Linked DNA regions of Homo sapiens: region 1 is linked to region 2. Evidence: read pairs that join two places in POLR2A ChIA-PET (ENCODE). Cell type or tissue: PC-9. All regions are shown on one strand. Links, peaks and the distances in the headings refer to the core of each region. The heading gives the core; the rest is flanking DNA. Region 1 has its middle 52 kb from the start of JARID2-DT. Region 2 has its middle 150 kb from the start of JARID2-DT.

Region 1 (4,390 bases), core at 154-4,153, 100 kb after region 2:
TAAGAGAATTTGATTAGTGTTTTTTTTTTTTTTTTTTTTGAGACAGAGTCTCACTCTGTCTCCCAGGCTGGAGTGCAGTGGCATGATCTCAGCTCACTGCAACTTCTGCCTCCTGGGTTTTACGCCATTCTCCTGCCTCAGCCTCCCGAGTAGCTGGGACTACAGGCATGCACCAGCAACGCCCGGCTAATTTTCTTGTATTTTTAGTAGAGATGGGGTTTCACCATGTTTGTCGGGATGGTCTTGAACTCCTGACCTTGTGATCCACCCGCCTCGGCCTCCCAAAGTGCTGGGATTACAGGCATGAGCCACCGTGCCCGGTGAGAATTTGATTAGTTTTTGTCCTCATTTCAAGGAAGGCCACTTCCAGAATGAGGGCAGAAATGAAGTACGTCTTAAAACAAAGGCTAGGAGCAAAAGAGGGAATGGAAAATACAAACTAATTGGGAAGCATTCTGTGTACACACAGCCACATGCATGACGCTGGGTTTATGGCATGACTCTTCCATTTTCACCAAAGACACCTTTCCTAGGGCTGCCACAACAAACTACCACACACTGGGTGGCTTCAAACAATAGAAACTTATTCTCCACAGTTGTGGGATCCAAAAGTTCCAAACTGAGGTGCCAGCAGGGCCACACTCTCTCTCCTAGCTTCTGGAAGTTGCTGGCAATTCCAGATTTTCCCTGTATTTTCCCTGTATTACAGCTGCTTACTCCAACCTCCGCTTCTGCCATCACACGGCTTCGTTGCTCTCTGTGTCTGTGGCTTCACGTGGCCCTCTTATTTCTGTGTCGTCTCTGTGTCTCTTCTCCTCTTCCTACAAGGACACTACACATATTAGATTTAGGAGGTCCACCCTAAATCATCTGAATATAGCTTTATTTTATTTTATTTTATTTTATTTTATTTTATTTTATTTTATTTTATAAGACAGAATCTCAATCTGTTGCCCAAGCTAGAATGCAGTGGCGTGATCTTGGCTCACTGCAGCCTCTGCCTCCCAGGTTCAAGCGATTCTTGTGCCTCAGCCTTGCAAGTAGCTGAGAGTACAAGTACGCACCACCACGCTTTTTTTTTGTTTGTTTATTTGTTTGTTTGTGTGTTTTGAGACCGAGTCTCGCTCTGTCGTCCAGGCTGAAGGGCAGTGGCACAGTCTCGGCTCACTGCAGCCTCTGCCTCCAGGTTCAAGCTATTCTCATGCCTTAGCCCCCTGAGTATCTGGGACTACAGGAGCATTTTTTTATTTTTATTTAGTTTGTTTATTTATTTGTTTGTTTGTTTTTTGGAAGGGAGTCTCTCTCTGTCGCCCAGGCTGGAGTGCAGTGGCACAATCTCAGTTCACTGCAGCCTCTGCCTCCTAGTTTCAAGTGATTCTCCTGCCTCAGCCTCCCAAGTAGCTGGGATTACCTGTGCGTGCCACCATGCCTGGCTAATTTTTGTATTTTTAGTAGAGATGGGGTTTCACCATGTTGCCCAGTCTGGTCTCCAACTCCTGAGCTCAGGCAATCCACCTGCCTCGGCCTCCCAAAGTGCTAGAATTTCAGGCATGAGCTACGACACCTGGCCTGAACATACCTTAACTACATTTGCAATTACTTTATTTTAAAGTAAGGTCCAATTGGCAGGCACCAGGAGTTAAGACATCAACATGGTTTTGGGGTGAACATAATTTAACCTTCAACAGCACTAAATAGTTAGCCAGTTGACTAGTACCATATTTAATTGATCATCTACATAAGAGCTTCAGGACCTGTGGGTTAAATCTAGGCCAAAAAGAAAAATCTAGGCCAAAAGATATGGTCTCTTCACTCAAGAACTTGTAGGAGAATAGTTATTATAAAACAATTTTGAAGGCCATTATTGCTAAAAAAAATTCATATTAGTGCTGTTTATAAGGTTAAAAAATAGAAACAACCTAATTATCCAATTATAAGGTTTTATAAAAGTAGAGTGACTAATTCATCCTAGTTTGTACAGGACTTTCCAATAAAAGTTCTCTATCCCAAGAACCCTCTCCAACTGAGGCAAGTGGGAATGGTTGGTCACCCTATAGCAATGCAGTAGACTAACAAGCAATTTCATTTAAAAATATGCTAACAAAGATTTTTTTTGAGGATATAGGAAAATGTTTATGATATAATGTTAAGCAACAACAAAAAAAGCAAAATTCAAAAGGCTATAACCAGTATAATCTTAATCATGCAAATTACCAAAAAAAAAGTTTTTATAGAAAAATAACTGGTACAAAGTATGCTAAAAGGCTAACTGCAGTTGCCTCTATATAGTGGGATTTTAGAAAATTTTCTTTGATGCTTCTTTACACTTAAATAATGTACTTCCCAAATTTTCTCTCAGTGAATATGCATTGCTTAATCGGGAAAAAAATTAAAGGAAAAAACAAATAATACATTTCTGGATGGAAATTAGCCTCTTAGGCTGGGCACAGTGGCTCACGCCTGTAATCCCAGAACATTGGGAGGCTGAGGCAGGCAGATCACCTGAGGTCAGGAGTTCCAGACCAGCCTGGGCCAACGTGGCGAAACCCCATCTGTACTAAAAATACAAATATTAGCCGGGCATGGTGGCACATGCCTGTAATCCCAGTTACTTGGGAGGCTGAGGCAAGAGAATCGTTTGAACGTGGGAGGCAGAGGTTACAGTGAGCCGAGATTGCGCCACTGCAGTCCAGCCCGGGCGACAGAGCAAGACTCTGTCTCACAAAAAAAAAAAAAAAAAAAAAGGAAATTAGCTTCTTAAATTTCTACTACAATTACTCTCATTGAATAATTAAAATAACAGTCTTAATAAGTATTTACTATGTGCTGAACAATAGAACTTATTTTATCATTATTCCTTACTATAAAACCACTCTGCAATGAAGGTATTGCTGTGATCACCATCTTTCAGACGAAGAAACTAAGGCTCTCAGAGGTGACTAACTTGCCAGCTGGATAATGGACAAGCTAGGACTCCAGCCCCTCTCTGAACCACAATAGTACTCAGGAACCTTATCCATTTGATCAATGTCTGCAGCAGCACGTTCTAGTGTACCCCACTATTTCCCCAAGTGTTTCCTATGAGACTCCCTCAAGCTGCTGATGTACACAAATAAAAGGAAGTCTGAGTTGAAGTGGTTCATAGAAAAGTTCAGAAAAGAGGTCAAGCACAGTGGCTCACACCTGTAATCCTAGCAATTTGGGAGGCCGAGCCCAGTGGATCATCTGAGCTCAGGAGTTCAAGACCAGTGTGGTCAACCTGGAGAAACCCCGTCTCTACTAAAAATACAAAAATTAGCCAGGCATGGTGGTACACACCTAGAATCCCAGCTACTCGGGAGGCTGAGGCAGGAGAATCGCATGAACCCAGGAGGCAGAGGTTGCTGTGAGCAGAGATCACGCCCCTGCACTCCAGCCTGGGTGACAAAGTGAGACTCCATCTCAAAAAAGAAAAAAAAAAGTTATTTTTCTCACTCATTTGTATAAATATAATTATTACTAGTTTTTTATTCTTATTCTTTGTGCATTCCTTTGACATTTTTTTTCTTTCTTTCTTTCTTTTTTTAATTTTTGAGACAGAGTTTCACTCTTGTCACCCAGGCTGGAGTGCAATTGCATAATCTCAGCTCACTACAACTTCCACTTTTAGAGTACAAGCATTTCTCCAGCCTCACCCTCCTGAGTGAGTGGTTAGGATTACAGGTACCCGCCACCATGCTTGCCTAATTTTTCTTTTTTCTTTTTCTTTTTCAGCTGGAGTATTGCTCTATCACCCAGGCTGGAGTGCAGTGGCGTGATCTTGGCCCACTGCAATCTCTGCCTCCCACGTTCGAGCAATTCTCCTGCCTCAGCTTCCAAAGTAGAGGGGAGTACAGGCATCCGCCATCAAGCCCAGCTCACCTAATTACAATTAGGCCAAGTGCGGTGGCTCATGACTGTAATCCTAGCACTTGGGGAGGCAGGTGGATCACCTGAGGTCAGGAGTTCAAGACCAGCCTGACCAACATGGTGAAATCCCAACTCTACTAAAAATACAAAAATTAGTCAGGCATGGTGGCAGGTGTCTGTAATCCCAGCTACTCAGTAGGCTGAGGCAGGAGAATCGCTTGAACCTGGGAGGCTGAGGGTGCAGTGAGCTGAGATTGTGCCATTGCACTCCAGCCTGGGCAACAAGAGCAAAACTCTGTCTCAAAAAATTAATTAATTAATTGTGTTTTGTTGTTTTTCTTTGAGACGGAGTCTTGCTCTATCACCCAGGCTGGAGTGCAGTAGCATGATCTCAGCTCACTGCAACCTCTGCCTCCCAGGTTCAAGCGATTCGCCTGCCTCAGCCTCCCGAGTAGCTGGGATTGCAGGCACCAGCCACCATGCCTGGCTAATTTTTGTATTT
Region 2 (4,390 bases), core at 162-4,161:
CACACTGGACTAATTTTTGTATTTTTAGTAGAGACAGGGTTTCACCATGTTGGCCAGGCCAGTCTCAAATTCCTGGCCTCAGGTGATCTGCCTGCCTTGGCCTCCCAAATTGCTGGGATTACAGGCATGAGCCACGGCACCCAGTGTTGAAATTTTTCTTTCTTTTTTTTTTTTTTTTTTTTTTTTTGAGATGGAGTCTCGCTCTTGTCCCCAGGCTGGAGTACAATGGCACGATCTTAGCTCAATGCAACCTCCACTTCCTGGGTTCAAGCGATTCTCCCTGCCCCAGCCTCCCAAGTAGCCAGGACTACAGGTGCCCACCACCATGCCCAGCTAATTTTTTGTATTTTTAGTAGAGACAGGGCTTTGCCACGTTGGCCAGGCTGGTCTCGAACTCCTGACCTCAGGCGATCGCCCACCTTGGCCTCTCAAAGTGCTGGGATTACAGGCGTGAGCCACCATGCCCAGCCGAAATTTTTCTTAAGAATAAAACGTTTTTCTCCTCTTTTAATACAGAATACCTTTCTTATGAGTTTTCTAAAAGTACGTTAAGCAAACCAAAACAAAAGGAGGTGGGTAATGTACCTGAAGAAACTTAGCCAATTCAATTTTTGCAACCTCAGAAGCATGTTCCATTTACTTCTTGGAACTAACTGTGGTCCCACCATAAATTGAACCAGATACACTTGTTCTAATGTTATCTCAACTTTGCAGGCAGATTGTAACCCAGGGTTGGTTTAGTTCATCTATTTCCTAGTCCATTAATCCACTGCTCTTGCTGTCTCAGCCGTGTGGGCATTCTTTCAGTTGGAACATACAGAGGCTGCTTTCTCCTCCAAAAGCTTAAAAGCAACAAAGCAAGAAAGAGAGAAAAAGCAAGAAAGCAAGAAACTGAGAAAAAGCAAGAAAGCAAAAAAGCAAGAAAGGGAAAGCAAGCAAACACAGCTTCTACCTCTTCCCTTATAGAATCAGAGCCCCTTGAGAGTGCCTACAGGATCTACTTAGAAAGGTTATTTTGCAAATGTCCCATTAGCTACGGCATAATACAGCTCTCCTCCAGCAGAAAAGCTCTGCTTTCTGGGAGTCTGTTCCCTCCTCAGCCTAATGGATTCTGTCAGGGGCAGGATGTGGCTTTTGCCATCACGGGCCATAAAACCCAGGAGTAATGGCTGCAGTGATGGCGGCCTCCTGCCGGCCCATCAGCACGGGAGTTTGACGGTGAGGAGGAGAGAAAGGAAAACTGGGAAAAGTTCTGAATGCTCAATAACTTTTCAGAGGTAAGATGAGGGAGAGAGAGACCTAGAGCCATAATTGCAGAAGCCTCTTGCAAAATTTAATTAAAACTTGGGCAGAAACAAACACCAGAAACAAGTGTCATTCATCAACTTAAACCGCCAACTAAGGTAAACACTGCCACAAACTCAGGAAAAGAAAGGGAGGAGAATGGAACGAGGGGTGATCACTCTAGATATCAAGCAAATCAAATTACCCTGAAGGCCCTGCCAGACACATGCATTAATCATTGGTTATCCCAGCTGCACACCTGTATGGAGAGGAGAACTTGGCGTCCTCAAATTGACTCTGGCTGGCAAAGTGGGAAAGCAGAAGGACAGGGTGGCAGGCCAAGGGGAACCCAATCCAGAAGTGGCCACGTGGCACCCACGGCTCTGCACTGGCCAGGTGGAAGAAGGAGGAACCACGTAAGATTCAGGCGAGGGCGTACAATCATCCCCAGCTTTCCAGTCTTGCTTCTTGTTTTCTGGAGCCTATGTAGCTGGACAAACCTGCTGAGCTGCAACGTGAAGCAACTTTCCCCGGGAGGGGGAAGGCTTCAGGGTGAATCCAAGCCAACTCCAGGGATAACAGAGTGGGAAAGCAAGTTGAGCTTTCAAATCCTTTATGTGGCTGGTTTTCTTCTCTCGTGAGATTCAGCATTTAGTAGGAGGGAGACGGGGTAGGGTGGGGTGGGGACAAAGTGAGCCGTTGACTTTGTTTCCTGGGTCACAGGCTTTGTACACCCACAAGTCCCGAGGGCAGGTCACAAGCTGAAATCTTCTTACTCCAGAGAGAGGAGGCTGGAGAGCAGCTCAGCCATCCAGGCTGGGAGCTATTTGCACTTGATGAGCAATTTCAAGTGGGAACCATCAGAGTGTGTGCCTGTGTGAATGCCAGAGTGCATTTAGAGGGAACAAATGATTTATTATCGGGGCCTCAACAAAGTTACATTCGAAAAGGGAGGGAGCCTCTTATTCCCCTCCTTATCATTAAAACCTTAAAGAGGTAGAATCCATTTGGTCTCTTAAGCCAGGCTGGAAGGGAGTCACAGCTAATCAAGCAGCCCGCTCAGCTCCTTCAGCCCTTCTTTGAGTACAACAATATGTATAAACTGGCAAAAGGGACTACAGACTGCTTTGATGTTAAACAAAGAGGAAAACCTCCAAAACACGGTAAAAATTGTATCTCTGTTTAACTCTTCCGCGTCCTTTCTTCAGCACAAATTTAAGACACGTACAGCTAGGCTCCAGGGAGAGGTACATAATGAAAAATTATCATTTCAGATACTTAGATCCAAGTATTTTGTAGCAAGAGAAAATGTCCAGTCTCCTCTTCTGAATTACTTTCTCTGCTTACGTTTTTTTGTTTGTTTTGTTGTTGTTGTTGTTTTTGAGATGGAGTTTCACTCTTGTTACCCAGGCTGGAATGCAGCGGCATGATCTCGGCTCACTGCAACCTCCATCTCCCGGATTCAAGCAATTATCCTGCCTCAGCCTCCCGAGTAGCTGTGATTACAGGCACCTGCCACCAAGCCCGGCTATGATTAAATATTACTTCACTAATAACAAATACTGTGCTCTGGCCAGGTGCAGTGGTTCACACATGTAATCCCAGCACTTCAGAAGGCTGAGGCGGGAGGATCACTTGAGCCCAGGAATTTGAGATCAGCCTGGGCAACACAGTAAGACCCCTGTCTCTACAAAAAATAGAAAAAATTAATTGGGCATGGTGGCGTGCACCTGTCCTCCCAGCCACTTGGAAGGCTGAGGCAGGAGGATCACTTGAGTCCAGGAACTCAGAGACTACAGTGAGCTGTGGTCGTGCCACTGCACTCCAGCATGGGTGAAAGAAGGAGGCCCTATCTCAAAACTAGATAAATAAATAAAATACTGTTTTTTGAGCAGTTTCTGGGGCCTGATACTACAAGAAGAGCTCTACGGTGACCACCTCATTTAATCCTTCAATAACCCTGTGAGATCCATATTGTTGTCTCACCTTAAAACTGGAGGAATAGACGAGCTAAGGGACATGCCTAATATGTCCCAGCCTATGATAGAGAAGTGTTCTTTTTTTACTTGAGACTGAATCTTGCTGTGTCACCCAAGCTAGAGTGCAGTGGCACAATCTTGGCTCACTGCAACTTCTGCCTCCCTGCAACTTCCGCCTCCCAGGTTCAAGCGATTCTCCTGCCTCAGTCTTCCGAGTAGCTGGGATTACAGGCGCACACCACCATGCCCAGCTAATTTTTGTATTTTTAGTAGAGATGGAGTTTCACCATGTTGGTCAAGCTGGTCTTGAACTTCTGACCTCAGGTGATCTGCCCACCTTGGCCTCCCAAAGTGCTGGGATTACAGGCATGAGCCATCACGCCCAGCCTAGAGAAGTATTCTTTTTAAATTTGTAATTCATTTGAAATGGATTTTTTTTTTTTGAGACGGAATTTCGCTCTTGTTGCCCAGGCTGGAGTGCAATGGCACGATCTTGGCTCACCGCAACCTCCGCCTCCCGGGTTCAAGTGATTTTCCTGCCTCAGCCTCCCAAGTAGCTAGGATTACAGGAGTGCACCACTACGCCCAGCTAATTTTGTATTCTTAGTAGAGACAGGGTTTCTCCATGTTGGTCAGGCTGGTCTCAAACGCCTGACCTCAGGTGATCTGCCCACCTTGGCCTCCCAAAGTGCTAGGATTACAGGCGTGAGCCATCACGCCCTGACAAAATGGAATTTTTCTAAAATATATTGTATGCTTCCAGGGCTTACAAAAGAAAATTCCTAGGAAATGTCCAGAGGAAATGATCCCTGGGCAGGTTGGAATTCCAGCCTTTAGGTCTTCAGGGATGCCAGGGAAGGAGAATCTGTTGTGAACAAAGACCACAAATTGCTGCCTATGTGGAGAAGAGGAGCACGTGCCGGCGCAGCCGGACAGAAGGAGAAGTCAGAGGAGTTGAAGGTTGGAGGTTTGGTGAAGTAAAAGAGAGCACTAGGAAGGTTTTCAATCACTATAGGTTGAAAACCAGCCATGGTTCAAGAAGGAAGAAGCTCATAAGATTCCGGCATACATATTGTCCCACTTCTCCTTGGTAATGATGGGGTTCAGGACACGCTATCACACAATAT

Evidence for each region. Peaks named below come from ENCODE experiments on the same cell type or tissue, not always from the same donor. Only the 100,000 strongest peaks of a DNase experiment are listed, where the experiment ranks them.
Region 1: POLR2A ChIA-PET joins it to region 2 with 9 read pairs; 5 of 35 experiments call an interaction of 5 or more read pairs at or near these places.

What each region holds. Positions count from the first base shown.
Region 1 is chr6:15,191,021-15,195,410 of GRCh38, forward strand. No RefSeq gene overlaps it. Among named protein-coding and RNA genes, the nearest start is that of JARID2-DT, 52 kb to the right of the region's middle. RefSeq lists a silencer at 2,925-3,125. In PC-9, for the core only: no CTCF peak of the experiment used is centred there; no DNase peak of the experiment used is centred there.
Region 2 is chr6:15,088,233-15,092,622 of GRCh38, forward strand. No RefSeq gene overlaps it. Among named protein-coding and RNA genes, the nearest start is that of JARID2-DT, 150 kb to the right of the region's middle. In PC-9, for the core only: no CTCF peak of the experiment used is centred there; DNase peaks (open chromatin) are centred at 1,779 and 2,059; H3K4me3 peaks cover 1,872 bases; H3K27ac peaks cover 2,390 bases.